Linked DNA regions of Homo sapiens: region 1 is linked to region 2. A link is a loop called in an ENCODE intact Hi-C map of the cell type or tissue named here. Cell type or tissue: dorsolateral prefrontal cortex. All regions are shown on one strand. Each heading gives the region's core, and the rest is flanking DNA. Links, peaks and the distances in the headings are about the cores only.

The links. A loop is a pair of places that touch in the nucleus more often than their neighbours do. Peaks named below come from ENCODE experiments on the same cell type or tissue, not always from the same donor. Only the 100,000 strongest peaks of a DNase experiment are listed, where the experiment ranks them.
Region 1: a loop joins it to region 2, with 2.3 times the contacts of the local background. A loop is called at or near these places in 8 of 110 quality-filtered maps.

What each region holds. Positions count from the first base shown.
Region 1 is chr17:72,352,079-72,354,987 of GRCh38, forward strand. LINC02003 (long intergenic non-protein coding RNA 2003) reads left to right here. Exons shown (of 4, transcript NR_135222.1): 2 at 1,652-1,828; 3 at 1,929-2,149; 4 at 2,827-2,909. Among named protein-coding and RNA genes, the nearest start is that of LINC02003, 11 kb to the left of the region's middle. In dorsolateral prefrontal cortex, for the core only: no CTCF peak of the experiment used is centred there; a DNase peak (open chromatin) is centred at 1,667; H3K4me3 peaks cover 1,330 bases; H3K27ac peaks cover 2,260 bases.
Region 2 is chr17:72,406,165-72,409,073 of GRCh38, forward strand. All of the region lies in intron 3 of LINC00673 (long intergenic non-protein coding RNA 673), which reads right to left. Among named protein-coding and RNA genes, the nearest start is that of LINC02003, 65 kb to the left of the region's middle. In dorsolateral prefrontal cortex, for the core only: no CTCF peak of the experiment used is centred there; a DNase peak (open chromatin) is centred at 1,467; H3K27ac peaks cover 2,203 bases.

The DNA.
Region 1 (2,909 bases), core at 281-2,780, 54 kb before region 2:
GGGCTTATCCAAACATCTTCATCGCTTTTCATAAATTCAATCCCTCCTTATCAGCCGCACCATCAGGAGGAAGGGCAGGAGGGGCTTGTGACTGAAGTGTGGGGAAGAGAAGCTTTAATTAGCCTCCTTGCTTCGCGGGGTCACCCGCAGTTCAACCGCCCTGCCTCCGCATGCTCCCAATCACGTAGTGGGAAGCCAGCCCTGCCGCGATCTCGCCACGCTGCACACAGCCTGCATGGCTGGCCTCTGCTCCCCGTGTCCAGGGATGGGTTCCTGCCCCTGGCTGTGTGCTGGGCAGGAGTCCTGCAAATTGGAAAGGAAAATCAGCCAGCACCATCCCTTAGAACATCAGTTTTGAGACAGCCGCTTTGCCCCCATCTCCCAACTCACAGTACAATACTGCTGCAGCAAAACCCCAACCTTGGTTCCATGAGCAAACTCACTTTGCAGAGAGTGCCAAGCCTCTCTGTCAGAATGCAAAGTGCTTTTGCCAGTCCTCAAAAATGGCCTCCGTGATAACGAGGTTAAAAGAGCACTGGGCTTCAAGTCGAGCTTACCGACATTCTGAATTCTGCTGCCTTTTAGTTGTGCAGCCTTGGAAAAGTTTCCTCATCCTCAAAAATAACAGAGCATGGATGAGAGTACCTATCCTTCCTACCTTCCAATGCTGTGAGCCCTAAGCAGGAACATATGCAAATATACTTCCCAGTGTGCCAAATTCTAAATAAATGACACGTATTCCTAGCCGTCCAGCCCACTAGGCGTGTGGCAACATCTTGCCCAAAATATCAGGCTCAGAGACTGATTCTTTCCACACTTGTTTATTCACTTAACTCGGCCACTGCCCTGAAGCCCAATTTCTTCCATGAAGACCTTAACCTGAATCCCCAGCACCTTGCTGCTAGGATTTAAAAGCTGGGGCTAATTTTTCCTGGTATAAGGACATTGTCCCCAACTCCACCCCCATCTATCACTGGTTGCTTACTCTTCCTGAACATTCAACCACTCGGTGAGGGTTGTACGGGAAGCCAAACACAGCCCTTCCCAGATCCCTGCCTTGTACTTTACATCAGCTTCAAATTCCCTAGATAATCAAATAGCCAAATTCATTTGATAACAGCATTTCTTTGCAAGCATGCTTCTCAGTGCCAAGCCTCATACTAGCGCCTAGGAGAAGTCCTTGGCTGTTTCTGGGCTGCCCAGAGGGGCAATAAACAGTGAGACCCTAGGGTTTACTCTCCGACTAGGACTGTCTTGGGCAAATGACTATGGATTTCTTAGATCTTTGGGGAGAAGGCAGAGGCAATTTCACAGATAGAATCCAAAGAGTGGATGCTCAAAGGTGCTGAATGAATGAATTCTTTAGTCATCATGTTCTCTGGGAGAAACGGAAACTCTCATCCTTCGATTTGGTTCATAAACGGACCCATCGGAGAGGAGCCCCTCACCCAGTGCTCAGCCTAGTGCTGACCCATTAACATGCAATGAGTGTTAGACCAGAGGAGACAGATCGAAGAGAAAGAGACACAGTCTTAGATTCCCCAAGAGGTCCCAGCCCACGCACTCATGATTATGATTATAGCTGGCATGTATGCGTTATCCAGGCCTTCCGAGCACATTCTCATGCATTTTCTCTTTTGATCTGAGGCAGATAACGCAGATGGGAGCATGCGCCTGGAAGGCCACCCTGCTGCACAGCACACTGACTGAGCAAGAACAAAGACCGTAAATGAAGAAGGATGTTTGCATTCTGCTCCTCGCTTGCCTGAAAACAGGAAACTTTGGAGACCTGTTCTGGCAAGGTTTCCACCTCTTCCTCACCCCAAAGGTGAATAGCCTAAGAGGTCTTATTTTTATTACTTTTTTTTAAGAGGACAAATCCTTTCCAAAGCACTTTTCTTTTTCCTTTCGTTTTGCTGCTGTGATAGGGAACTGTGTGTGTTCTGATGGTTCAATGGGGAAATGAGGATCGATCATGAGTGATTTTCCCGAAATGCAACCTGTGCAGGTCTTGCCTTCCTCAAGCACCTGCGAGGAGAAGTCGTCACTAGTGGGGAATTCCAGCAGGTGACCCAATCGAGACAGCTGGGCAGGCTCCTGGAGCTGATGGCTTGGGAAGGAGGGAGTCAGAAGTGGCAGGCCCATGGAGGTATGCCTGTCCGCGGATGACCGGGATCACAAAACAATGACACTGACTTGTCGTGGGGATGGTATGAACAGACATGAGGAAGGATTGGAGAAGATCTCTGTTGCTGACAGAGGACAGGGACCAGTCAGCTAGGAAACCCAGAGGCCAGATATGTCTGAGCGTAGGAGCAGGAGCAGTGAGGTATCTCTGGAAGCAGCAGGCAGGACCTGGGCTGGAATGGCTTTGTGAGATTCTATTCTGCAGCCTCGGCAGCCTGAGTCTTACAGCCCCAATTCTTAAAGTTGAAACATGTGCAAGGTACTAAATCTCTGTATCAGTCAGGGTCCTCCAGAGAATCAGAACTAATAGTAGATGATAGATGATAGACAGATGATAGATACATAGATAGATACATAGATACATAGATAGATACATAGATACATAGATAGATACATAGATAGACAGATAGATGATAGATAGACAGATAATCTATTTTAATAAATTAGCTCAAGCAATTGTAGGCACTGGGAGGTCTGAAATCTGGAGGGCAGGCCAATAGGGTGGCAATTGTGGATGTTGCAATCTTGAGGTCAAAATCTGTAGGGCAAGCTGGCAGGCTGGAAACCCAGCCAGGAGTTGATGGTATACTCTTGAGGAGAATTTCTTCTTCCCTAGAAAACCTCAGATTTTGCTTTTAGGGCCTTCAACTCATTGGATGAAGCCCACCCTTATTCCCAAGGATAATCTCCTTTACTCAAGGTCAACTGATTGTTGATGTTAA
Region 2 (2,909 bases), core at 224-2,723:
TCAAAGGTTTCCTTAGGCAAGTATGGGGCCAGAGGACAGCAAGGCCTTGAGGGAAATGCACGATGGATTCTGGGGGCATTTGGAAACCAACAGGCCCCCTTCTGTCCCTCAAAAGACCTGGGGGCCCCACTCAACCTGGTGCAAAGGAATTCTCCTTCATGAGGGCTCTAGCTGAGGCCTTGGTGGGGATGTGTGCAGTGGCCAGGAAACCCAGAGAGAAGGGCACCAGTGGCCAGAGATGAGATAATGACACTGTGGTGTTATTTGATAAACACACACACACACACACACACACACACACACACACACACACACACAGGTTTTCGTCCTAAGTTCCTAGCTCATAACTCCCATAGCCCTTGTTACAGTCTTTTGCTATAATGTTGGGCCTCAGGAAACAGAATCCCTCTCCTGCCCTCCTTACACCTGCTCCAAGACAGGACTCTAATCTTCCCCACCTTTCTGACTCATGAGACCCTCCCCAGAGAGGAATCTGCCCTATACCTTGGGGAAGGAATGCTGACGTCATGAAGCTTCCATGAAACCCCAAGAAGTCAGGGTTCTTCAGGGAGCTTCCAGATAGCTGGGCACATGGAAGTTCCTGGAGGGTGGAGCATCCAGGGAGGACAGGGAAGCCCAGTGCCCCTTCCCCCACACCTCACCCTATGCATCTCTTCACCTGTATCCTTTGTAACAGCCTTTAGAATAAACCACTAAATGTGTTTCCCTGAGTTCTGTGAGCTGCTCCAGGAAATTAATTGAACCCAAAGAGGGGAGTCATGGGAACCCCAACTTAAAGCTGGTCGGTGAGAAGTTCCAGAGGCCTGGACTGGCCACTGGTGTCTGGGGAGGAGGGGGCAGTCTTGGGTACTGAGTCCTCAACCCATGGGATCTGATGCTATCTCCAGGTAGATGGTATCAGAGTTGAATTGGTGTCAGGGAGAAACCTGCACACATTCGGTCACCAATGTCTTCCGTGTTGACTGTTGTAGTGTGAGGGCAGAGGAAAAGCACGGTTGGAGAGAGTTTTCCCTACACAGTTACAATGAGAGCCCAGAGGGACTGACAAGAAGAAAAACGGTTCAAGACATTTCTCTGCAGATGAACTGGGACAGGAGAGTCTGCATTTTAGAGTCAACTAAAAAATAAAAGGATGAAAAATCAAAAAGGCAACCAATGTGCAGACACAGAAGTGCTTGTGTGCTCCAGGCAGCTCTCTGATTGGTGGCCAAGAAGGAAGCCAGGAGTCTTTGCCACAGGTGTTGCCAGGGCCCTCTGGACACACCCTTTCATTTGGACCTGAAAACACCCCACACAAACCCAAAGTTTTGCTGACCTTCCTCTGGTTTCGTTTCTCCACCTGGTTAGTGGCCCTCTGAGCTGTCTCGGAGAGAGCCCTTTTCCCCTGGGAGATGCATGCAGCTCGCAAATTAATTGGCAACAGCCGGGTGAATCACCCAGGGACTTCCTTCTTGTTGCCGGGCAACTGCATGCACTTGGCAGTGGGACATTAAACACAGAGGGGAATGCTGTGAGGCATTTGCAAAATAAAATAAAAAGCAAAACATACAACACCACAGACTCTCATCCCAGCAGGGCTGGCCCAGCCAAGGGATGTGTGGGGGGATGAGGGAATCCACACAAGGGAGGAAAATGAGGTTAGGCCATAAGCAGATCCTAACTCTCCCTCCTCCCCACAAATCAAACTCTTCTAGATATGGCATTTGTATTCCACTAAAGACACACCTCTATTAGCCTAGAGAAAGACCATAGGAGGAGCAGGAATTAGAAGGCATCTAGAGATCTGATCCCCTAGAATTACAGGGAAGCTTTGCAAAGCTCGCTACGGAACTACCATAGCTACTGATTATGCTTCTCCATCGTACATCACTCCACAGGTTAAGTCACCTGACTGAGGTGACACAGGCCCCTCTAGGGCAGGATCCTTCCATACCCTCCCCTCCACCCCCAGTCCCTTTCCACTTGAATATTTTCATGTCTGTTGCTATGGCCACTGGGAGTTGATTAGACAAACCCTCCCAACACATCGCCTTGCCCTGTAGACCATGTTTCTGGCCTTTTTAAAAAAACCCCAGACAGAAGTGAAATCTATGTACATTCTGTGTTTGGAAAAAAAAGATGGGGACAAGAAATGGAAGAACAGTAGCAAGAGGGCTCCTGTTGGGGGCTGAATAGTAGCCCCCAAAGATATCCACACCCTGATCCCTGCAAGCTGTGAATCCTACCTCATATGGCAAAAAGGCCTGTGCAGATGTGATTAAGGATCTTGAGAAGTTGGCCTGGACTATCCAGGTAGGCCCTAACTGTGATCACAAGTGTCTTTATAAGAGAGAGGCAGAGGGAGATCTGATCCCAGAGAGGTAGTAGGCAGTGTGATAATGGAAGCAAGAGGTTGGAAGGATTCAAGGAAGGGGTCAAAGAAAACAGATTCTCCCCCAGAACTTCCAGAAGGAAGCCACGCAGATGCCTGGACTTTTGCTCAGTGAAGCTGGTCTCCAGAACTGTGAAAGAATGAATTTGTGTTGTTTTAAGCCACTACCCTTCCCGAAGGCAGGACTAATCTTCCCCACCTTTCTGACTATAGGTCTTGAGACCCTCCCCAGAGCAGGACCCGCCCTATACCCTTGGGGAAGGAATGCTGATGTCATGAAGCTTCCATAAAACCCCAAGAGGACAGGGTTCTCTGGGGAGCTTCCAGATAGCTGAGCACATGGAGGTTCCTAGAGGGTGGAGCATCCAGGAAGGGCATAGAAGCTCCACAGCCCTTCCCCCACACCTCACCCTATGCATCTCTTCACCTGTAGCCTTCGTAACAGCCTTTAGAATAAACCACTAAACGTGTTTCTCTGAGTTCTTCAAGCTGGAGAACCATCTTCTTCCTTGTCAGT